Linked DNA regions of Homo sapiens: all the other regions are linked to region 3. The links are chromatin contacts, found by Hi-C or POLR2A ChIA-PET in ENCODE. All regions are on one chromosome and are shown on one strand. The core of a region is the stretch at or near the end of the contact, and the rest is flanking DNA. Distances in the headings are between cores, read along the strand shown.

The links. A loop is a pair of places that touch in the nucleus more often than their neighbours do. ChIA-PET counts read pairs that join two places held with the same protein, here RNA polymerase II (POLR2A). Pooled maps may share reads with other maps.
Region 1: a loop to region 3 is called in a pooled map, with 2.2 times the contacts of the local background. The contact joins the enhancer-like site here to the promoter of LINC00578 in region 3. A Hi-C loop is called at or near these places in 1 of 50 pooled maps. POLR2A ChIA-PET finds 5 or more read pairs at or near these places in 2 of 52 experiments (CD4-positive, alpha-beta memory T cell and OCI-LY7).
Region 2: a loop to region 3 is called in a map with no recorded cell type, with 6 times the contacts of the local background. The contact joins the enhancer-like site here to the promoter of LINC00578 in region 3. A Hi-C loop is called at or near these places in 1 of 168 maps with a recorded cell type or tissue (endothelial cell of umbilical vein), 2 of 37 single-sample maps with no recorded cell type and 1 of 50 pooled maps. POLR2A ChIA-PET finds 5 or more read pairs at or near these places in 1 of 52 experiments (RWPE1).
Region 4: a loop to region 3 is called in a map with no recorded cell type, with 6 times the contacts of the local background. The contact joins the enhancer-like site here to the promoter of LINC00578 in region 3. A Hi-C loop is called at or near these places in 10 of 37 single-sample maps with no recorded cell type and 4 of 50 pooled maps. POLR2A ChIA-PET finds 5 or more read pairs at or near these places in 1 of 52 experiments (OCI-LY7).

The regions. Positions count from the first base shown.
Region 1 is chr3:177,642,907-177,649,372 of GRCh38, reverse strand. All of the region lies in intron 3 of LINC00578 (long intergenic non-protein coding RNA 578), which reads right to left. Among named protein-coding and RNA genes, the nearest start is that of LINC02015, 170 kb to the left of the region's middle. Within about 2 kb of position 1,337, at least 4 of the 41 ENCODE cell types and tissues checked have a DNase peak (open chromatin) inside an H3K27ac peak, as active enhancers do.
Region 2 is chr3:177,676,030-177,682,131 of GRCh38, reverse strand. The region is part of intron 3 of LINC00578 (long intergenic non-protein coding RNA 578); the gene reads right to left. Among named protein-coding and RNA genes, the nearest start is that of LINC02015, 140 kb to the left of the region's middle. Within about 2 kb of position 2,516, at least 6 of the 41 ENCODE cell types and tissues checked have a DNase peak (open chromatin) inside an H3K27ac peak, as active enhancers do; they include endothelial cell of umbilical vein, where a contact is called at or near this core.
Region 3 is chr3:177,439,039-177,445,211 of GRCh38, reverse strand. LINC00578 (long intergenic non-protein coding RNA 578) reads right to left here and starts at 3,291. Exons shown (of 4, transcript NR_047568.1): 1 at 3,102-3,291. RefSeq lists an enhancer at 3,264-3,393.
Region 4 is chr3:177,243,738-177,250,214 of GRCh38, reverse strand. It overlaps LOC107986053 (a long non-coding RNA gene), which reads right to left. Exons shown (of 3, transcript XR_001740576.2): 3 at 1,582-1,647. Among named protein-coding and RNA genes, the nearest start is that of LINC00501, 47 kb to the left of the region's middle. Within about 2 kb of position 2,739, at least 2 of the 41 ENCODE cell types and tissues checked have a DNase peak (open chromatin) inside an H3K27ac peak, as active enhancers do.

The DNA.
Region 1 (6,466 bases), core at 88-2,587, 210 kb before region 3:
AGTGACTTTAGGTGGTATGACCTGGCTGGGGTGTGCAGGCCTCTATGCAGAACACTCACTTGGGGAAGCTGGCCCTTGGCCCAAGGAAAGCTGTTCAAAGATCCTGACTGAGGCTCCAATTGATCAATAGATGAACACTGCTGATGCTGAGGACTGGATAACCCAGGACACTTCTGCTCAAGGACCTATAGATTAACCAAGACTTCATGTCTTATTGCAGAGGGGATAAGAGGGGAAGGCAGATGCAATGTTCTGGCTATCAGACACTAGAAACTGCTCAGCCCCTAATAAACACAACTCAATACTCTCTGTGCCATCTTGGGTTTCAAAATATGAGTCTCTTGGAATATAGAAGCTATTTTCCCTTTTTCCCCTCTCCTTTTCCTAATCCAGAATAGCATCACCTCCTCAATTGTCTTGAATATAATTTTTTCCCAAAACTAAACCTGGCTGTCATTCATACCGTCTTCAGTCATTCATACCGTCTTCAATCATTCATACAATAAATATTTCCAGAGCACCCACCGTGTGACTGGGCTTGCAAGACAGGATGCTGAAAAGACAGGTGTGGTTCTTGTGTTCCTTAGGGACAGAGGAAAGGATGAGTGCCCTGAAGTGCAGTGAACAATGACCCACAGCCCGCTTCTCAATACACGATGGCTTATTGAAGAATGTGTCACACAATGAAAGACACTGGTAAACACTGAACCTCACAAAGTGAGGTTCTAGGGAGAGGCAAGAATTATATCAGAACCACAGAAGGAGATTTTCCAAGCTCCACAAGCCCAACAATAGTTTTCACCCCTCCCACCTAACGGCCTCCCACTCCCACTCCAATTCCAATGTTAACCTTACCACCTCCTCTCCTGCCCAATATAATGGAAACATTTGTATTTTTCCTTCTTAGCCATTTTTTTTTCTCTGCAGTCTATAGAGGGGTACATGAGGCTGATGGTGGGGAAAATAGAGTACACTTTGGGCTTTGCATTTCCACAACTGATTCATGACATTAGCAGAGGCAGGCACTTGAGAACAAGAAAAAACAAAACTATTGGAGATTCTGAAGATTTGGCTTTGAATTACAAAAGATAAATTCTGGAAAATTCAGAACAAAGCATTCATGGAGTGGGAAACATTTCAGAGGAAACTAGCTGTGCAAAGAGCAGCTTTCCTACCACTTGGAGAAGAAATAATAATTGTAAGAGCTTGCATGCTGTGAGGACCTGAGAAGTGGCTTGGCACACTGACAATGCCATCTCTCATAGGACCTTGGTAGCATCCACACCAGAAGTCACAGGTGAGAACTGGGGATTTCAGAGAAAAAGAGCCCATTTCCTGGCTTTCCACAATGCGGTTCAGATACTGCGCAGCTCACAGCAAAGCCCTGAGTTTGACACGATGCCAAGCTGTAGGTCAAAGGGCCGAAGGAGGAATATAGGTGCAGTTCCCAAAGCTGTGATTTCTGCAGGGTGGTAAGTGGAAAAGAGCCAAGAGTACCTAAGAAGGCACACAATCCCAATGCGCATACAAAAAAAGTCACAGAAGTGGTTGAGAAAAGGGGTTACCACTCACAGTTCCAGGTCAGAGGATACAGGGTGCATAAACCTTCCATGGAGGGAAGACCAAAGACCAAATGGAAGGAGACCCCCCCCACACACCCTCTGTGAGAACCACAGAGATCAGAGACAAACAGGAAAATCAGATTTTCTTTCCTTATGCCACACCAACCTGCCAGGAACTCCGGGGAAGCAGAAGAAGCAAAGAAAATTCTGATTAGACTGAATTTTAGACCAAATTTAGATTTTAGTTTCGATTTAAACTAGAAGTGAATGTTGTCAAAGTGATAACATTAAGTTTTCCATTAAAAGCAGAAATAGGAACTAGAGAGCGTTAAATTCATTTATAGAGATAGAAAGTTTCAGCTTTGCACATTCAAGCCTGTGGACTATTATTATTTATAAAACTCATACCTTTTTTATTGGCACAGAAGAACAGATACTCCCCAAGCAAATTTATTGACAGAGAATTGCAGGAGACCAAATTCTAAGAGACACACCATAAATCCAAATTATCTTCTTTCTCAACACTTCTTTGAAAAGATCATGGTAAACTTTAATACAAAGATAGTAATGGGTGACCAATTCAAACATTTCATAAACCACACTGATTAATTAGTTCAGTTGAAGTGTATTGGAGGGTTTTTCTCATTGTAAATTTTTGTTACAAATAAATAATCCTTAGCAATTAATGTTATAAGCTAAGTAATAGTTTCCAAGCTAAACAATGCAGATGTCTTCAACCAACCTTCCACCACAGAGCTTCCTGTCCCTCTCCAGGCTGTGTGTGTCTCTCCAACACTGCAGTCGGCCAGCATGCTGAGATACAATACCGGAAATCCACATGCAGGCTCCCATCAAGTTGGGCAAGCCAGACAAGAAAGACACTTAAAACCCTCTTTGATATAAATAATAGCTTTTATTAACTCGGCCAAGGAACCTAACCTTTTTTGCAAGTCATGTTGCCCTGGGCACTCAAGTGGAACTTACTCCCAACTAGACTCACCAACTATTTGATCCAAATCTTCTTCCCCACTCCTACCCCAACCTATCATTGTGCTGTTTCATTATGATTATCCACTTAAAATTTGTCTGGTTAGATATAACTCATTATTTCAATTTGTCAAGAGCACTTTGTCAGCTAATCTTCATCTAAATATTCACTTCTCCCAACTTGAGTCCATTTGAAAATTTCATCAGCATGCCATTAATATCCACCTCTGAAACACTGTTGAAAATAGTGACATGTGGTCGGTTAAGACAGAGACCACTCTCAAGTATGCAGTTGACCTCATACTCATGCCTCCTTTGGGTTCTGTTTTCAACCAGTTATGAATTTCACTCACAGTACTGGGAAGTACCAACCTGCATCCCTTCTTACTGTTCTCAAAAAGACACCATGAGTGACTTTGTCAGATTCCAGCCAAAGTTGCAATGTGCTATACTTCTGTCATTCCTTAAATCTCCTGATCTACCAACTCTATGCTATTCTTTCATATATAGTTTTAGCTCAAGGATAAAAGGCATTGACTATTACTCTAAGAAGAAAACAAGGACTGTTGGGTGGAATTCCCAGGCTCTTCTTCAGACCAGCCTTGGGAACTATGAACTGTCCAGAGAGAAGACACAGCCTATACACCGAGGTTAACCAGAAAATAACACTTTTGGAAAACTAGAATAAATCCATATGTTAACAGGAAAAGTGCAATGGGAGAGAGTGAAGAAATCTGAGAGTAGAGAGAGATAAGAGGGGCCAGACCTTGTAAGTCATGTTAGGGAATATGGACTTTATCCTGAGGACAATGGGGAATCATTGACTGATATTAAAACAAGAGAGTGACATGATCAGATTTACATTTTACAAAGATGACAGAAAAAGACTTTTCTGGAAACTCCTGCTTTGACAAGGAAGTGGGAATAGGTGACCTCTAAGGTCCCGTACAACGCAAAGTCTTTGGTTCTATTGCTTAGCTAATCAGGAAACTCAAATGAAGGTTATCTTAGTCTAGGAAGATTTGCACTTTTCCTTTCCTCATAACATTGTCTGGATCCATCATTCCCATTGTGTGTGTGTGTACGTGTGTGTGTGTGTTTGTGGGGCTTGGTGTAGCTAACCTCACAATATCCTAGCATCCTTGTCTGGATCCATCATTCCCATTGTGTGTGTGTGTACGTGTGTGTGTGTGTTTGCGGGGCTTGGTGTAGCTAACCTCACAATATCCTAGCATCCTTGTCTGGATCCATCATTCCCATTGTGTGTGTGTGTACGTGTGTGTGTGTGTTTGCGGGGCTTGGTGTAGCTAACCTCACAATATCCTAGCATCCTTGTCTGGATCCATCACTCCCATTGTGTGTGTGTGTACGTGTGTGTGTGTGTTTGCGGGGCTTGGTGTAGCTAACCTCACAATATCCTAGCATCCTTGTCTGGATCCATCATTCCCATTGTGTGTGTGTGTACGTGTGTGTGTGTGTGTACGTGTGTGTGTGTGTTTGCGGGGCTTGGTGTAGCTAACCTCACAATATCCTAGCATCCTTGTCTGGATCCATCACTCCCATTGTGTGTGTGTGTACATGTGTGTGTGTGTGTTTGCGGGGCTTGGTGTAGCTAACCTCACAATATCCTAGCATCCTTGCATATGAAGGTGGAATAGGTTCTCACTGTCACTACACGCTTCCTGCTGAGCAAGCCAGGCTGCTAGGAACTGAAACAATCACTGAGCCTAACTTATAAGTTGCAAAGTACATGAGTGCCAACTACCAATGTTGAAAAAAAATCAAGGAAGTGACAAAAGTTTGATAGAAACTTGATTGAAATTTCATTACTATCAAGCATCATGCTGTCCAAAAAAAAAGTAACAGATTATTAGATGATCAACTCAGGATTCCTTATATCACTTGTTAAGAAAAATTATCCATAACTTATAAACAAGGACAAAAAATAACTGCATGTTATTTCAATGTCACACTCAGACAGTGTTTAAGAGGCTCATTTGGGGATTACTTATTTTCTAAAATAATCTACCATGACTTGCCTTTGCTATTTAAAATACAAATTAAGGGTTCACGCTCTGTGAAGTTCCACGTTATTTTACAGAAGCAATATTTTCTAAGAGAAAAAAATAACCCCAAATTCTATGATTTATTATCCTACCGGAGATTTACTAGTTTGTTTGTAACCTAGCAATCTAATTTAACATTCCTTTATTAAACTGCCTATAAATACTCAGCTCCTCAAATGCTCTTTGAACCAGCTTAATGATTTTCTCTCATTAATTAATGAGTTGAATAATATCTTTGACACATGCTCATTCTATATTTGTTTTGAGAGCCCTGTTTTAACTTTTTGAAAATTATACCTTGACATTCTTAGCACTAAATAACTTAGTGTTATTCTCCACTGTACCCTGTCCTCCTGCTCAGTTTTAAGGTCTGAACGTGGCAGGCTCATATTTTTCACAGTGGGTCTTTCCTCTCCTTCCTTTCTTTTTTTCTTTTTTTGTTTGGTTTTGTTTTGTTTGTTTGATTGTTTGATGCCGTTATCAAGTAGAGCAGACCTGGGAAGACTGGTGCATCCTTATTTCTGTCATCTTAGAAAATAACATATATAAGAAAATATTTATATCTAGGGCAGAAGAAAATTAGAGATATATTTTTTTCCTTTCAGCCTCTTCTCTCCTCCATTTTTACTGCTGAAAAATTATCCAAAGGCATGAAAATATTTCATAGAAATGTCTTCTGAGTTGTGAGGGAATTCTTGCCCATTTGAACAAATTGAATAGACATTTGAAAGCAAATCAGAATGCCCCTTACTGCTTGGCCAATGTGTAAGGATTTGGAGCTGCTTATCTGTGTTGCCATGTCCTTATTACTACGGGTTTCTTGATCTGCACAATCGATGTAATGAAACCTGGTGCTGAGTATGGCTATAAAACTGTTCTTTGGGTGGTAGTTCATGACAAATATGTGTAAACCAATAAGAGAAATAAAAGACTGCATTAGAAAAACTTTTTGAAAATGTAACTAATACCTGAAATAACCCAAAGTTTTTGCTTTGTGTCCTGTGGAGATTTATTATGCTTTCCAATGAAAATAATCAGTGATGTATACATGACCTGGCACCTGAAAACGGAATTTTCCACACCACTTTGAGACTTTTGTTTTTTCCCCCATTTATAAAAAAGATTTAATCCCTCAACCACCAAATAAAAAGTAGAGAGGAATGAACAGTCCTGATTCATTACTATCATGCTAATTCCACAGTTACGTTGTTTCCACAGTTAACGTTGCTCATTTTATCTAATGCCACTCAGAATCACTTGGTTTTCTTTTTTTTTTTTTTTTTTCTTGGCTTGGAGACGGAGTCTTGCTCTGTCTCCAGGCTGGAGTGCAGTGGCACGATCTCGGCTCACTGCAACCTCCACCTCCAGGGTTCAAGCAATTCTCCTGCCTCAGCCTCCTGAGTAGCTGGGACTACAGGCATATGCCACCACACCCAGCTAATTTTTGTATTTTTTAGTAGAGACGGCGTTTCACCGTGTTGGCCAGGATGGTCTCAATCTCTTGACCTCGTGATCCGCCCGCCTTGGCCTCCCAAAGTGCTGGGATTATAGGCATGAACCACCACACCCCGGCCTACTTGGTTTTCTTAAAGTCTGTTAGCTAAGTTTGTGCAGCTTCTTAAAAATACAATATTGGTTTTAATAACCCAGATTTGAGATTATTTTGGTTGTTAGCATAAATTTCATCTTCTTTCATGCTAGAAACATTTCCTGTTTCAAAACCATTCAGCCAATAAGTATTGTGCTGTTATTTTTGTGGCTTTTACAGGATCTGACAACTCGAGCAGCTGCCATCAAGGTACATCATGGCACAAAGGACGGCTCTCAAACATCGGATGTACAGAGACTACC
Region 2 (6,102 bases), core at 1,267-3,766, 240 kb before region 3:
AATGCCCAGCTCTTAGTTTCTTGACACCTTACAAGTTTATTTCTCACCCACCTTGATGGGTGTTCTTAAAGGGGAAGTGGCTGTCATCTAGGTGGTGTTTCAGGGACCCAGGCAACTTTCATTTTGTGGCGCCACCTCTCATGGCCATGGCTCCTGTGCTGGATCCTGCACAGGCAGGAGCAGATAGCATGAAGAGGCCTGCTACTTCTTAGCTACCTGGGCCCAGAAGTGACCTGCACCTCTTCTGCTCTCATTGTGTTGGTAAGAAGCAGCCACACAGATACAAGGGCTGAGAAATACCATCCTAGCTGAGCAACAGTTCCTAGCAACAGCTCTACTCTATGGAAAGGAGGTAGTAATCTTTGGTGGAAAATTAGCTATAAGAGAGAAAGAGAAAGAAAGATGCATGGGATGGGGGAAGGAGGAAAAAGAACAGAAACGAAGAACGGAAGAAAGAAAAAAGAAACTTTAGAGCAAGGCAAAGAGAAAATACATTATGGGGGCTAGAGATGGGGAAAGATTGCTTCAAGGAGCAGGAATCGAGCCTTTTGTTTGCATTTTCTTAATTATATAAAGCCCACTAAAAACATCATAGATTATGAAAAAACAAGTAGAGGAACTCTGCTGACTATCTTAGTGAAATGGCAACACTTCTAACATACATTTTTTTTTTAAATTCCTCTAAATTATTGCCCTTAGAATCTAAGCAGCATAAGTCAAAGGTCATAGCTCCAACAGCTTTCCTTGTCAAAATTATCTTCACAGGAAGCAGTCAATCATGTAAAAGCACAAAGCAATCTGCCAAAGGACTTTCCTTAATGGTTGAAATTCCAAGGATGCAGAAGTCTTAAAATGGTTGTTTCTTCTAGTCAATTGAATCCCAAGTCCCTTCTGTGAGGACAATGTACAACCCTTGGAACAAACAGAAACATTTCAAAGCCTCTCTGGAGACCTTCCAAGTGTTTTTAAATTAATTTTTCTCCTGAAAACATTCAAAGCCCAAACCCCCATATACCTTCAATTATATTCTCTTGGTCATACATGACAGTTGGATTCTGGTCATGAAGTGTTGTTCTGGGGCAGATCCCAGTTCTTCAGGAAAAGGAAGAGAATCAGGGAGATAGGGGTTTTCAACAAGTCTAGACCCCAATTATGGAGGGCCCCAAGAACTGCAGAGTGTCATAGCAAGTTCTCGGGCACTAAAGGGAACTTCTAAAACACAAAGACCATATTTCATTCACCCTTGTATTTCTAGTGCCTAGCACAGTATCTGACACCAAGCAAGCATTCGATAAATATTTGATGAATAAATAAATGAATGGAGCTGGAATTTAGTGATTATGTCTTGGATGCGAAGTGAGTATTTGGCCTCAGCAACAAAGAGCACAAAATAATCTAGAACTGGGGCACAAGATTGGAGCAAGACAAAGAAGACATACTAGATGCTGAATTTCTTTAAATACTTTAAGTTGGAAACCAGTCTAGTCACAGAGTCAAGAGCAAAGATGAGTCACCAAGAACTCAAAAGAATTTAGCTATTTAGGTGGCATGTTGAGTCAGGAAGCCAAGAAAGTTATTATTTATAAATTATTATATAATCTGATTGGAAAAGGTCAATAATAGTAAAAGATCTGGGTTTGTTCTTCATAAGCTTATCTGTTACTCCAAGAAGCAAAACCAGCCTTGAGCAATACTGTAAAATAAACCTCACCTTCTTATCTCCCCTTTTGTCATTATCTTATAGTCAGCAAATGCCCCTCCTCAGGTCCAATGGCTTTAAATTTTAATCACCCCTTACTACCCACATCATCCAGGGACAATACCACTTGCTCTTGCTTCAGATGTTCTCATCATAAGTGTACCCATCTCATGTCTCAATCATCAGGCTTTGCTCCAGCTGGTTGCCTAACTCACTCATCTGCTCATGAATTCAGAAAGGGCATTAGTGATAAATTCAGGTAAAATATAGTCTTGTTTATTAGTGCCTTCTGGAGACAAGGTCTTTGCCCAATGGAGTATCTCTAATCATGAACATTTCTAAGTGAAGTAAGGCCACTGGGGAGGAGATCAGGGGCTGGCTGAACTTTTACTGCCCTTTAAATCACACCAGGGGAGGCAGCTACTCTTTCTGTCAGATCCGGCAGGCTGGCTAGCAAACCCTTTTAAAACAGCAACTGTCCTGGTTAAATTAACGCTGAAAGACCTCTCATGGCAAAACCTCAGCCTGGGGCCAGTCAGAAAGATAACGGTTTCATTAGCTGGTATCTTTTCAAAAGGATGCCTGAGTCATTTCCCTTTAGACCACTCTGACTCCTCTATTTCTGGTTATCTCAAAACACTTCTTATAAATTAATAGTTGAAAGCACACATCAGTGGTCTGTGGTGTCCCTTATATATGCCTTTGAAAAAACATCACCAGATAGCTAAAGAACAAAATTAAACTTTTCCTCCAAGACTGTAACTGTACCCAAACCACACCTGCCCCAGCAGTTACTCACGGCCTAAGGAGGGACATCCTGCTACAACCCGATGATGAGTTTCAGGGTGTTTGTGTTCAAAAAACCCTGCAAAATACCAGGCTGCCAAGTTAATAAAAGGGAAGTGTTGGCAACCATTGTGTAGGCTTATGAATTTTACCCATTTTTCTTTTCCTAGTGTCACTACTGCTGCCTTATATTTTTTTCAGAAATAATAGAATATAAGTGAATTCATATAAATATATATGCATATATATACATATACATATATACACACATTCATACATATGTAAAGTCACTATTCCTAGAAATATTCCCAAAGGAAGCTGCCTTTTAAAATGTTTTTCCTTCAAAATAACAGAGTAGGTTATAGTCTTTGTTGTGAATTATAATCGTCTCACATATTCAGCAGACAGCTCTCTAGAAACTCAACCAAATACATTTTCCCTCTTGAACTGAACAGAAACAATAACAAAAAAGAAAAGACTCTAGCACTGAAGAGGAATGTACTTAGATCAGGTTTATAGACTTTATAGCAGACGATAAATAAGGTCACCCTGGAGCCATAAAGGCCAGAACTAATTGACATATTCAAGGATTCATGAAACCAACAGAATGTCTTTAGCCAACGGAGGACATGAAATTAAACATACAATGGACTGTATGTAGGAAGCAGACCCAGGGAAGCCAGTCAAATGATAGGAAATGGCAGAGGAAAAGTCAAAAGAGAAATCAGGCAAACAGCCACAGCCTTTTATAAGCTCAGACACCTGAGGATACCATTCTGTGACCCAACAGTTTACAAATAATAAAGTGATGGTGCTGAGTCTTAATGAAAAGGTTAGGTCATATCTGATAGACTGTTTAATAAGACAGGAAGATGAGCAATGCATCCTAGATAATTATCCATTAACAATGGTTTTCAGAAAGGTTTGATACATAAAATGTATTTTTAAGAATCTAAACATTGCAAGTACTTTATTCCTGAATGTCAACCAATAGATGAAGTGTGAGTATGTTAGTTAACCATGTTCAAGAACTGAGAACAATAGAGGGAGAAACTGTCAAATGTCTACTCTATTATTTTTTACTCCAGTTTTGTTACTTTCAAGTACTTGGAGTATTTTTAATTTTAAAGGACCTGTTTTAATAACTAATAATTAGATATGCATGTTCTCAAATTAACATATTGAGAGTTGAAGAATAATCCTTCTGAAAAGCTTCTATATATCTATTTCAGTCATTTATCCAAGTATGCCAGGGACACTTCTTCACTTCTTGGTCAGGAGATACAGTGGTGAAAAGGTTTTTTGTCTATCCAAATGGCATCCCAGCCTCAATATGATTTTGCTTTTACTTTTGCTTAGAGTCTAAAAATTCTTTGTTTGTCACTCAAATTATTGTAAATTCTAAATCAACTAAGTTTATATGAAGTGGCAATTGTGCTAAGCAGTTCTAGCCTCAAGAAATATTCAGATCAATACAAACCCATCCATGATCACCTGGACTCAGAATCTAGCCATGAAGAACCAAGTAGACAGTCACTGAAATAAAATAAATGCCATGTTAGAGCTGTAAACACAAGACTTATTATGAGAGCAATGACAAAAGGAGTAAGCATCGTTTAGTGTGTGTGTGTGTGTGTGTGTGTGTGTGTATGTATGTATGCTCACACATATATACATATAGATCCATTAACAATATATGTGTATATATGTATATATATGTATTGTGTGTGCATATATATATGTAGTGTATATTTGTGTGTGCATATATGTATTTCTGGCTGGAAATTAAATACATGGAGAGATAGATAGTTAGGTCCAGAGATAGATATGTTTTGACTCCAGTAACAGATAATACTGATGCTCTACTTCATGAAAATAAAAACATAGCATAGTAATTTGGGATTACAGCATCCACCATTAGACAAATCTAACCTGGAAACATAGTTCTGCCACCTATTAGCTGTGCAATCTTGAAGAAGTTACTTGACCTCTCTCAGCTTCTGTTTTCAACTATTAAGTACAGGTAATAATAGTATCTAATTTAGAGAGTTATTAAATCCTTTCATAGAGGAAAATCAAAAATCATTGATTATTTTCCTTCTGATTGATTAGTAGTATATAAATGCATTTTAAAGTAGTCTATGCTCTCCACACATTCAGAGGATTCTGGTTTTCATTTTAAAATTAGGTATAAAATGTTGTGTTCAAGAGTGCAAACAAGGAAGGGGGTTGGGCACGTCAAGCACACAGGTATACACACCCAAAAGAATAGCAACCAACAGCAAGGCAGAGGTAAGAGCTCCAGCTTTTTTGGAAGCTCTCCTGAAGGCCCAGATATTTTTAGATTATTTTTTAAATGGAAAACAGACATACACACTAAATGGCATAGAACAAACACCCAGAAATATTTTGCTTCGATTTTTCATGGGTTATTTTTACAGATCTGTCTTGCTGTGTGAATTTCATTGTGAATGAAATGAATCCGTGAGCATGCTTCCATGGAAACCTGTTTCTTTGTGATTGGCTGAGCGGTATCCAGGCAATTCAACAATACCTCAGAAAGTACAAGTACTGTTAATATTTAACAGACACAGTAAAACCTACCAACCCCAACCCCATGGCATTTGTTATGCAACTCACCATTAATAAAGAAATGCAGGTCCATCGTAACATTTTCTCACCCTCGAAATATCCTTGCAAAGTTTTTGTTTTTCCCCTTGTTGAAACCTGACATACAGAGAAACAGGAGTGGGGAGTGGAGGAGGGAAGGACAGGACACGAAGGAAAAGGCATAAAACCTTGAAGATGTGATCAGATAAAGCCTTATCATCCTTGTAATTGATATTGCCACCATTTCATTTGTTTTGTTTCTAAATAGAACTCATTTAAAATGAGAAATTTGCCCAAAACGAATGTTTCTGCCATTTTACATTTAATCATGATTAAGAAAGAGAGAATCATGTCACCTAAGACAATTTATATAATCATAAGCATACTAGTGTGACTAACCAAGCAAGATGAGGCAAATGATACATATTAAAAGGCCCAAAGGGGGCAATGTGTATTTACCAATGTCCGTGGTAAATTGAGGGTTTTTTTCATTTTTTTTAAGTGTATATGATTTGAAACTCCCAGTGTGGCTTGAAATAAGAAAAGCAGTGATACAAAGAAAAGTCCCAAGGTGCAACAGAGTTAAATTTCCAAGTAATCATTTTTTCTGCAACCCCTACACTGTCTGGATACTTTAGAACTCCCCCTGTGTATTTAACACTTTGCTTACATTCTCTCGTGAGCAAATCAACCACTTAATAAGAGACAACGGTACTGGAAAGCAGCCAGAGTTTTTAACATTTGCCTATATTAACATTCCACTTAGGATATTCTTATTTGAATATCTTACTGGAGATTATTTGAGTTACTCAACTCCTGATACAGGATACAATTTGAAAGCACGGAGTTGATAAGAAGAAAATTACTATATTTTAAGCTTATATATTAATGACTCTATAGAGACGTCTTTATTTTGTGTATAAATCTAATGAAAATCAGATTATGACATGCTACTAGGCAAAAATCTCTGGACTATTTCTAAAGCTGATATTTACTGAGAGCCCAGA
Region 3 (6,173 bases), core at 2,042-4,541:
AGAATCACTTGAACCCGGGAGGCAGAGGTTGCAGTGAGCCGAGATCACGCCACTGCACTCCAGCCTGGCGACAGAGCGAGACTCCATCTAAATAAAAAAAAGAAAGAAAGAAATACCAGTGTTTTCAATTGGGAGAATTTTTAAACTTTGTCTACTATCTTCAGAAAACATTCTTTGAAAGAAAGGTTATTGTGTTTAGTCTGGTTTCTATACATGTCTCTGGAACAGCAGGATATAAGAACCCATTTTGGCAGCAGATCTCCAGAAAACACTGGCAATTCTGCAATGAGGGGAGGTACAACTTCCTAATGAAAGTGTTTCCTCAAATCTAAAGGTCATCTGAACACTTTCATACATACACAATACAATGTATGTATTGCGGTTGAATAGACACAACAAAGGAGGCAGACTGAAGTTCAAATCCTACCTCTGCCACTTACTAGTTGTGTGACATTCAGCAAATCACTTATCTAATCTTTCCAAGTCTCCATTTTTTTTTCTTTTTTTTTTGAGACAGAGTCTTGCTGTGTCTCCCAGGCTAGAGTGCAATGGCACGATCTCAACTCACTGCAACCTCCGCCTCCCAGGTTCAAGTGATTCTCCTGTTTCAGCCTCCTGAGTAGCTGGGACTACAGGTGTGTGCCACCACGCCTGGCTAATTTTTGTATTTTTGGTAGAGATGGGGCTTCACCATGTTAGTCAGGCTGGTCTCAAACTCCTGACCTCAGGTGATCCGCCTGCCTCGGCCTCCCAAAGTGCTGGGATTACAGGTGTGAGCCACCGGGCCCTGCCACAAGTCTCCATTTCTTCATTTGTAATATGAGTGAAATATTGCCTACTTCATAAGATTCATACAAAAATTAAATAAGATAATGTACATAACATGTTGGTACATAATAATCACTAAGAAATGATGTTAAACCTGTAATCCCAGCACTTTGGGAGGCCAAGGCAGGCGGATCATGAGGTCAGGAGATCGAGACCATCCTGGCTAACACGGTGAAACCCCATCTCTACTAAAAATACAAAAAAAAATTAGCAGGGTGTGGTGGTGGGTGCCTGTAGTCCCAGCTACTCGGGAGGCTGAGGCAGGAGAATGGCGTGAACCCAGGAGGCGGAGCTTGCAGTGAGCCGAGATTGTGCCACTGCACTCCAGCTTGGGTGACAGAGTGAGACTCCGTCTCAAAAAAAGAAAGAAAGAACGAAAGAAGGAAAGAAAGGAAGGAAGGAAGGAAGGAAGGAAGGAAGGAAGGAAGGAAAGAAAGAAAGAAAAAGAAAGAAAGAAATGATGGCAGTTATTTCTATTATTATTTTAGTATAATTATCACTGAATCAGAAAGAATGTGACCCTGGGGGTGTGTGCACACCATGATTTTGGCCATGACCTTCAGTCAGCAACATTAGTTTCTCTCAGAGGAGGTTCTACTGTGCCCCGGATAAGGGAATTGGAGCTCAGTGACACGTAGAAAACTGACAGCATTGAAGATCTCTAAAGGATACTCAAAACATTCTTGCCAGCCCTGCCTGAGGCTGCATTACTGCCTACCAGGTTTGTTTCTGCTCTCAGGCACTTATTACATTTCTCTGTTTTCATGCCAGCCTTCCTAGCTTACTTTGTGTTCCTTCTGCATTAGTCATCATAACGCCCCAGTTCAGTGACAGATAAGGTGGATAAGTCCCATTTGGTCCCTGCCCCTACAATTGGAAGAAGACAGGAATTAGGAGATGGACTGAAGCAGAGGTTAAGTGTTAAACACAGCAAGCCCACCCCACAGACACACAATTAGGTGACTCTAAAACCAACTTAATTGGTTAGTGACCAGTAGTAGTTTTCATGAAATAGAATAGAAAATATCAATATAAACCCCATACAGTAAGCAGTTTATTTCATTAAAAACTTTTATTGGCCAGGTGCGGAGGCTCATGCCTATAATCCCAGCACTTTGGGATGCTGAGGCGGGTGGATCACGAGGTCAGGAGATCGAGACCATCCTGGCTAACACAGTGAAACCCTGTCTCCACTAAAAATACAAAAACAAAATTAGCTGGGTGTGGTGGTGGGCGCCTGTAGTCCCAGCTACACGGGAGGCTGAGGCAGGAGAATGGCCTGAATCCGGGAGGCGGAGCTTGCAGTGAGCCAAGATCTCACCACGGCACTACAGCCTGGGTGAAAGAGTGAGACTCCATCTCAAAAAGAAAAAAACTTTTCAGTTGTGTGTGTCTGTATGAATATTTGTTTGTGTTGGTGGGTGGATGTGTGTGCATTTTGCAATATAAAATATATTTCTTTTGTTCTCATGTGGACTCGAAGGTCTCTAAGGTCTCTTTTAACTAGAAAAATTTAATAAATCTCCAAACTCTGTAGAACTGGGATTCAAAATGGCAGTAGTTGCCAATGTTCTGGTTTTATGGGGTTGGTCCATATTTTTTTTCCCAATAGAAAATAAATTAGGATTTTCCTTCATCAGTAAATAAAAATGTTAAAAGAATAAAACTAGAATCTACACTCAATCACCCAGGAAGATGAGAGGTCTGCTGGGACTGAGATTACAGAGAGAAATGAACACAGAGATCAGAGCTTGAAGCCAGCTGTGGAGCCCAGGGCCAGTGGCCCGCTTCTGCACACAGCATCCATCCATGGGAACTGAGTCAACTCATAAGGATCTAAAGAGAGCGGGGACATTGCCGGGGAGGAGGAGATGGGGGTTCCTCTCCCAGCATACACACACGCATGGCTCCCACACTCACATAAATGCACATCGAGAAGCCAGAAGATGTTGCAAGATGTGTCTGTGCGTCTCTCAAGCTTCTACAGGCTAATGAAAGCATGTTAGAGACAGAGAACAGGCCTGAGTTTCAAGCCTTCTGAAGTCTGTTTTTCACTCTGTCTCTCTTTGGCACAGAATAAGTCATTTCATTCTCCCCTCTATCCAGACAGTGAGTTAATTTACACTGACAACTATAACCAAGTTGATGAACACACCAAACATTGGTCAGTGCAGATTCTCCCTATTTGAAAACTGAAATAGGAAACTTTTATAGTTAGAAAGTGCTTTGCAAACATAAACTCAGAAAAAGAGGAACTAATCGGAGGATCTTACCTTTCGGTTCTCTAAGCGGTCACAGCCTAATGCTGCCAAATGGCTCCAGATGCTCATGTTGAGGTCCAGGCTCTCTCTCCATCTTCAGTCTCCTCCACTCACCAGGCTCCTATTAACACATTTTCTGCTCTTCAGATAGTGAAATGTGGACAGCTAGGTTTAAGCCACCAGATTCCATCGTGCTACACCGAGACCACAGCCAATCCACTTTGGCCTTCCTCACAAGTCTCCAAATCATGACCATATATGTATAAAACGCCCAGTCTCTTCCTTTGCTGCTAAAGATTGTTAGTCTCCATCATTAAGGAACTTTCTATCTCAGCCTCCAGAGGGGTACCATCACACATAGTTCTGAGGATACCTCACCATGTATGAACACAAAGCCAAGAAGGGGATCTCATCTTCTTTTTATCCTAATTGGTCTTGTGCCATAGGTTGGTACTAAGGCAACTATTTGCTTTTAGTTTAGTTGTTATTCTAGGTTATTTTCCATATAAATAATATATTAATCATTTGAACATGTGCCCTAGGAGAGTTTTGCAACTGGAACAATTCTTGAATCAAAGAAATAAATACTATAAACAAAGCATAGTTTTTCAAGTAGCTTTCCAAGGCTTGTTGCAATTAATCACAGGCTTAAGAATGCTACTCCATTATCATTCTATCAAATGCAAGCCACATGGGCTTTGTGGCCATCATCTCAAATAAATACATCTCACTCTCCTTTGTAAGTCTTCAGTATAGACAAAGGCCTCTGCTTCAGGAATTTTGATTAGCAATATGTTAATCATAATTTCCAAATAAAAAGTCTAGACACCGTTTCAAGATTAAATTTGGTCTGGTCTGATTTTGTGAATTCTTATAAAATGTCTTATCCAATCAAATTTTAGCAATCATTCTGCATTTTGATGTTAAAATAAAATTAAATTAAAATTTTAACGAAAATAATTCTGACCCTCTGAAACAATTTCAAACTTATTTTAAATTCCCCAAGTGCATTCAGTAGCAAGTAGAAATAGTCACCGTTTAGCCACCCCATTACAGTCCATCACCTCAGCATTGCCCCTAATGTGGCAAGATTTTAAAAGTATAATATTCTTCACCTTTACAGCTAAAACAACAGCACATTCACACACATCATTGTATCGAATGTGGGCTAGCATGCACACATGTGTCCCCATTAATGTATCAATTCTTCAGCCTGTGACTCATTTTTTGGTGACACATGTTTTTATTGTATTATTGACCTGAGTCATTCAGTTACTATATATCAAATACTGGACTTCTCTGTTAATTCACTGATTTGTGGAAACAATGGATCAGAATATTTGAAGCTGAGGCTGTCTCAGAAAAAGAGACATATGGTCCACGAAAGAAGCAGGCATGCCTCTGCAGGAGTGAAGGCACAACAGAAGGCATGCCCCGGGCACCAGGTCCCGAGCATCAGGGAAGGCCCAGCGCAGCTGTCAATTAAAGGAGGGAGATTCCAGTGATCCTCGCCACCATCATTACATTTGTTGAGTTCTTCTGCATGCAAGTATCATGCCAAGTATTTTCTGTGCACAATCTCATTCAACGCTCATACAAGCCCTTTGACACAGAAGCATTTACTAACCCTGTAACAGAGATGAGGAAATGGGCTAGGAGAGGCCACTTAGAACTGTTAGAATCTTGACCCAAACCCAAGTCCGTCTGACTCCAGAGACAGTGCTCTGGGTTTTCAACCTGTTCCCAGACAAAACATAATCCCCACTAGACCTTCAGGAAGCTTTGTACCTTCTGAGTGGTGTTCCAGCCGATACCCCGGCATCAGTCTTTACAACACTTTCACCTGTCCCAGAATGAAGCATGTCTTGTGGGTATGAAAACTAGGAAAATATCTGCAAGGGGATGGGCAATCCAGAGGCATCTCTTCATTTTTCTCCCGTAAATAATTCTCATAACTAATGCAATTTAGCCTCCCAGACTCCTCATACTTTCCCTCCAACGTATTCTTTTCTGATTATTTATTATTATCATAATTAACATTTTTAGACATGTCACTGTGCAAAATATGGAGGAAGACAGACTCCCCCACCCTTTTGGCTTATGATCCAAATATTTAGATTATAAACACAATGTTTTTGGCAGGTTAACTCTGTATTAAGAAATAGAGCATTTGCAGGAAATGTCAGATGCTTATTTTACGATCAGTGTAAGGAGTAATTTACCCCACACAAAGATTTGGACTTGGCAAGCAAGCCCCTGTCCACCTACCCACATGTGATGAAGGCAGGAACAGTTTTTCTTCCTCACAACAATTGTCAGGCAATGGACATTTTTAACCCTCAGTAAAAAGCAGTAGCAAGGAGGAGCAGGGTTGGTGGAGCAGGGTTGGAGCAGGGCTGGCCATCATGGCAGTTGGGCAGAGACTAGAAGTAGATAGAAGTCTTTGCTTGCCACTGCTTAGAGTAATGGATAGATCGAGGCCAGTTCTTTTGTGCTCAATGACTTTTAAGAAACACAAGAAAAGTGACATAATTAGTCAACTTATTCCTCTTTCAAAATGTGCATAATAAGGCTGGCAGTACAGCAAAGAGATCAACAGTTCACTCCAGCACACTTGCTTCAAAACTTTCTGCCCATGTGGCATTTCTCCTTCAGAGGCATGGTCTAAAGGCCTAGACATTTAATGTTTCCCACTTAAGAAATTGTGCCAATTTCATGTGACATGATATGGAAGATTGTAAGATAGAAGAAAACACTGAACACCTGACAAATTTTTTAGCTAATAGTACTCACCCAGCAGAAATATGGATCTCGTGAAGGTAAAGCAAGTACATCTCTGGGGTGACACTGCATAACAATCAGAAATTTCCACTGGCAGGAGACTATGCACTTTCACAAGCCAGAAAGCTGGAAGGTTTTATTAATTATCTCCAAGCAGGCATGAGTGTGAAGCTGAAATGAACTGTGGAGCAAAGGAGAATTTTCATCCAATTCCTTCATTCTATAGTTAAGTGGGAGAGCATGTGTACTGTTCACAGTCATGCGGTTGGCAAGTAGCAGAGTTGGGACATGAATGCAAACTGT
Region 4 (6,477 bases), core at 1,490-3,989, 190 kb after region 3:
TCCATTCTGATTCCCTCTGCAAAAGATTCTCTTCTAGCTCATTCTTCATCTTCCTTCAGGTCTTAGTCTTGACGTTATTTTCACAGAAAAGTATTCCACGGACCCCCACTCCCATTCCCATCGCTCCATCAGATTAGGTTTGACTCCTTTGTTAGTGACCCTAATAGCACCTGTGCTTTTACTTATAATTAAAGTAATTGTATTATACAGCTATGATTTATATTATTTGTTTAATGTCTTTTTTCTTAATAGGCAGTAAGCTCTATAAATGTAGCCTCATTTAACCTCAGCTCTGTGGGTGAGAATGCTGTCTGTCTGTTCCCAATATCTAATTTCTTTTTCTATTTTTTCGTGTGTGTGTGTGTGTGTGTGTGTGTGTGTTTGACAAGTGCTCACTCTGTCACCTAGGCTGGAGTGCAATAGCACAATCATAGCTCCATGTGGCCTCAAGCTCCTGGGCTGAAACAATCCTCCAGCATCAGCCTCCTGAGCAGCTAGGACTACCGGCATGAGCCACCATGTTCAGCAAATTTCAAATTTTTTAAATAGAGGTGAGGTCTCCCTATGTTGCCCAGGACGGGCTTGAACTCCTGGGCTCAAGGGATCTTCCTGCCTTGTCCTCCCAAAGTGCTGGGATTATGGACGTGAGCCACTGTGCCCAGCCCAGCCTCAGCATCCGTTTTCCACTTCTCCAGTAACAGACTAGATTTTCCAGTCTCTCTTGGTTATGTGACTAAATACTGGCTAATGAGGTGTGAGCAGAAGCAACACGGACAACCTGTGGGTTGTGCTATTAAAGGAAGCAGGTTTGATCTTTACTTCTCCAATTTTCCTTCCTGCTGGCTAGTTAACCATTATAAACCTTACTAAAGTAGGCCGGGCACGGTGGCTCATGCCTGTAATCCCAGCACTTCGGGAGGCCGGGGCGGGTAGATTACCCAAGCTCAGGACTTTGAGATCAGCCTGACCAACATGGCAAAACCCCGTTTCTACTAAAAATACAAAAATCAGCCAGGTGTGGTGGCACGCGCCTGTAATCTCAGCTACTCGGGAGGCTGAGGCAGGAGAATCGCTTGAACCCAGGAGGTTGCAGTGAGCCGAGATCGTGCCACTGCACTCCAGCCTGGGTGACAGAGCAAGACTCTGCCAAAACAAACAAACAAACAAACAAACAAAAACTTACTAAGGTCAATGCCTTAAGGATGGATAATCAATAAGGCAGGAACAAGTATCTCTGACCGAAGGGCCACCTCATACCCATCCTAGAATAATATTCTTGAACTATTACATGAGTTTCAAAAAGAAAATATTCCAGATTATATGGCCAGAGCCCAGCCTCCCTCCCAAAAAATAGTACCCTTATCCCCAAAGAAAGAACTCTAGAATCATCTCTCATTTCACTGATGGTTCTTTATATGCTTTTTCCTTTCACTCATGGGTACTATAAATATTTATTATAGTCAATGATCTATTTATATAACCTTTCAATTTTTTATTATCCAGTTATCTGGATGCCCTCTATAAGACCTGCTGCTTCCATGTTATCAATCTTAAATTATAATGGGAAAAGAAGATATACCCGCAAAATGCCTTCTTACACTTGGAGTCCTAAAGGTGTCTTTTCCAAGGAAAGATGGGCCATCCATGCTGAAACAAGCAAAATACAAGTCAGTATGGAAAATTTCTTATTGTATCTTGAGTTTCAAGGGGGATTGGTAAGGACAACTTCACACATACTTTCAGTGGCCAGTTGCATAAATGTAAGTATGTACGGACCATTGCACTGGCCTCTTAACTCATCTACCTGTTTCCACTATGTACCCCTGAAATCTGAATGCCAGAAAGATCTTTCTAAAATGCAAAGGATCACGTCGCTTAAATTCTTCTTCTTTTTTGTGGGGGGGGTGGGGGGGGGGCGTGTGGGGCGGGCAGGGACGGAGTTTCGCTCTTGCTGCCCAGGCTGGAGTGCAATGGTGCCATCTTGGCTCACCACAACCTTCGCCTCCTGGGTTCAAGCAATTCTCCTGCCTCAGCCTCCCGAGTAGCTGAGATTACAGGCTCCCGCCACCACGCCCAGCTGATTTTTGTATTTTTGGTGGAGACGGGATTTTGCCATGTTGGCCAGGCTGGTCTTGAACTTCCGACCTCAGGTGATCAGCTCGCCTTGGCCTCCCAAAGTGCTGGGATTATAGGTGTGAGCCACTGTGCCTGGCCTTTTTTTTTTTTTTTTTGAGACAGAATCTCGCTCTGTTGCCCAGGCTGGAGTTCAGTGGCGCGATCTTGGCTCACCACAATCTCCGCCTCCCGGGTTCAAGCGATTCTTTTGCCTCAGCCTCCCGAGTAGCTGGGACTACAGGCACGCGCCACCACACCAAGCTAATTTTTTTTTTTTTTGAGACAGAGTCTCGCTCTGTTGCCCAGGCTGGAGTGCAGTGGCACGATCTCCGCTCACTGCAAGCTCCGCCTCCCGGGTTCACGCCATTCTCCTGCCTCAGCCTCCCAAGTAGCTGGGACTATAGGCGCCCATCACCACGCCCGGCTAATTTTTTTGTATTTTTAGTAGAGACGGGGTTTCACCGTGTTAGCCAGGATGGTCTCGATATCCTGACCTCGTGATCTGCCCGCCTCGGCCTCACAAAGTGCTAGGATTACAGGCGTAAGCCACCGCGCATGGCTAATTTTTGTATTTTAAGTAGAGACGGGGTTTCGCTATGTATTTTAAGTAGAGACGGGGTTTCGCTATGTTGGCCAGCTGGTCTCCAACTCCTGACCTCGTGATCTGCCCGCCTGGGCCTCCCAAAGTGCTGGGATTACAGGCGTGAGCCACTGCGCCTGGCCCCTCCCACTTAAAATCTTTCATTGGATTTCCACCGCTCTTGGAAAAACACCAAAGTCCTCACTGTGACCTGAGAACCCCCTTGGGACCCTAATCTTCCTATGCCTCCCTCTCCTGTGCTCACTGACTGCCTCTCACATTTGTCTTTCTTCAATTCCTTCCAAACTACTATCTTCTTCCTTTTGAAGAACCTTTACAAAGGTTATTTCTTTTGCTTGAAATAGTCTTCCCTTCTCATGCCTCCCTCAACTTATTTAACTCCTACTCAAATGTCACATTTTTAGGGAAGTAAGCCTCTTCAGACTTATTTGCATTCCCCATCATGCAAATTTATATGATTACACTTTTTCACAGAACTTTTACAGTCGTAATTTTCTGTGCATTTGTAAGCATATTTGATTCAAGTATGGCCACAAGGCTCATGACAGGATGGACAACGTCTATTTTGCTCACAATTGTCTCTTATGGCTTATGAGGGGATTTAATAAATATTGGTTGAATAAAATGAATAAATGAATGAATGAAATATAATTTGTAAGGTAAGGATAAAAGGCTTGTTCTTAGAGCCTGGAATTCTCTTCATTGTTTAAGTCTGATGACATAACATGAATTGGGAAATGTATTAAGAATTTCCGGAATTTTTTTTTTTTGAGACGGTGTTTCACTCTTGTTGCCCAGGCTGGAGTGCAGTGGCGCGATCTCAGCTCATGGCAACCTCCGCCTCCCGGGTTCAAGCAATTCTCCTGCCTCAGCCTCCCAAGTAGCTGGGATTACAGGTGCCCGACAACACGCCCAGCTATTTTTTTGTATTTTTAGTAGAGATGAAGTTTCACTATGTTGGCCAGGCTGGTCTCAAACTCCTGACCTCAGGCGATCTACAGTCTCGGCCTCCCAAAATGCTAGGATTACAGGCGTGAGCAACCGCGCCCGGCCGATTTCTGGAATTTGATTGTTGAGCCTGAAATGTATGTTTATAAGGCTCCATTTCTCTTTCTTTCTTTCTTCCTTTTTTCCTTTCTTTCTCTCGTTCTCTCCTTCTTTCTTTCTTTCTTTCTTTCTGTCTTTCTTTTTTGACATGGTGTCTTGCTCTGTCGCCCAGGCTGGAGGGCAGTGGCACAATCTCGGCTCACTGCAACCTCTGCCTCTCGGGTTCAAGCCATCCTCCTGCCTCAGCCTCCCAAGTAGCTGGGATTACAGGCATGCACCACTACTCCCAGCTAATTTTTGTATTTTTAGTAGAGACGGGGCTTCACCATATTGCCCAGGCTGGTCTCGAACTCCTGACCTCAAGTAATCTGCCCACCTTGGCCTCCCATAGTGCTGAGATTGCAAGTGTGAGCCAACGTGCCTGGCCATCAGGCTCCATTTCTATTTGTAACTGCCAACTAGAAACAATATGAAAGAGCAGTGGCTCTATAAAAATGTTAGCCAAACCCGTACTTGTGTATATGATATCCCGGAGTGCAAACTCAAGCGTGGCAAAAGAGAGGGAGAGGCTTACATGAGGACAGATAGCATGGTATGGTGGTTACGAGCTCAGTCTTTGGAACCCAACTCTCTGGTTTTGAAACTCTGCCCCATTGTTTATGAGCTATTATTCTTAGGCAGTTTCCTGTTTTCTCTGTGCCTCAGTTTTCCCGACTACAATATGGAGCTAAACGGTGCCTCATAGGCTTATGAGAATTCAACCATTTCACATTAGTAAAATGCTTTGAAGATTTCCTGCAAGAGGACAAGCGCTACATAAGTGTTAAATAAATAATACACACTTCATGGGAGTTGCTGTTCCCGGAGAGGTAAAAATATATTAGTAGTCACAATAGTCAAGTACTGCATATATAAATGCCACTTCAGAGGGTATAGGTCAGGTCTACTCCCTTCTCACCATCCTCAATCCATTGTCTTGGGTTAAGGAATTGTGTCACCAAGACTTTCTTGTTACATACAGATGTTTTCCGGGAGCTATAAACAGGGAGCTATTACCACAGCTTTAGCAAGGTCTAAGTGTAAGGTCTAGGATGATTCATTTCAATATACAGAAGTCAGAAAGAAGTAGTTCATTTAGGGCCAGGCCCGGTGGCTCACGCCTGTAATCCCAGTAATTTGGGAGGCCAAGGCAGGCGGTTCACAAGGTCAGGAGTTCGAGACCAGCCTGGCCAACATGGTGAAACACCATCTCTACTAAAAATACAAAAAAATTAGCCAGGTGTAGTGGCACATGCCTGTGATCCCAGCTACTTGGGAGGCTGAGGCAGGAGAATCGCTTGAACCCAGGAAGCGGAGGTTGTGGTGAGCGGAGATTGTGCCATTGCACTCCAGCCTGGGCGACAAAGCACGACTCTGTCTCAAAAAAAAAATTATAATAATACATAAGAAGTAGTTCATTTAATCTAACAAATATTTACTGAGAATTTCTGAGATTGGCTAGCTGCTTCCCATTTGCCATGTTCTTGCCCTCCTGGGCACACTGCTGGCTTGCATAGCCCATGTGCCTTGAATCTAGGAAGGGACCATAGAGAGCTCTCTCTCCAGTGCGTTGTGAGCAGGGCGATGGGAGGCACTTGTGGGCCATGGCAGTTGACAGGTGTGCTTTCTACATCCACTCTCTTTTGTCCCTTATCTGAGGCTGTGCTGGAGGGCTCTGACTTCCTGGGTATTGCAAAGACTTCGGAAAGAAGGTCTCTTAAGTGACTGCACAGAGCAGAGCTTCCACCTCCCCTAATTCCAATCTGAGGTTTCTCTGTTATCTGAGTTTAAATTGGAGCCTAGGAGTCATTTTAATGGGGCTTCATCACCAAGCAGCTCGATGAGTGGTATTACTACGTATTTAAAACTAGCTTTGGGCTGGACATGGTGGCTTATGCCTGTAATCCCACCACTTTGGGAGGCTAAGGCAGGTAGATTGCTTGAGCACTCATGGCAAAACCTCATCTGTACAAAAAATAAAAAAAAATTAGCTGGCGTAGTGATGTATGCCTGTTGTCCTAGCTGCTTGAGAGGCTAGGTGGAAGAATCACCTGAGCCCGAGAGGCCGAGGCTGCAGTGAGCTATGATTGTGCCACTGCACTCCAGCCTGGACAACAGAGTGAGACCCTGTCTCAAAAGAAACAAAAGACTGGGCATGGTGGCTCACGCCTGTAATCCCAGCACTTTGGGAGGCCAAGGCAGGAGGATCACTTGAGGTCAGGAGTTCGAGACCAGCCTAGCCAACATGGTGAACCCTGTCTCTACTAAAAGTACAAAAATTAGCCGGGCACGGTGATGGGCACCTGTAATCGCAGCTGCTGTGGAGGCTGAGGCAGGAGAATCACTTTAACCCAGGAGGACTGAACCTAGACAGAGCTGGGATTACAGGCACGTGCCACCAAACCCAGCTAATTTTTGTATTTTTAGTAAAGACGGGGTTCACCATGTTGGCTAGGCTGGTCTCAAACTCCTGACCTCAAGTGATCCTCCTGCCTTGGCCTCCCAAAGTGCTGGGATTACAGGCGTGAGCCACCATGCCTGGCTGACTCACTATATTTCAAGGGTCCTTTTCTCAAAGACATACCAAAAAAAAAAAAACCACACAATTACTACCACACCACTTCTTCCACACCCCTAGGATTCCAGGAGAAAGGAACAAAGCTGGCATGGTTTCT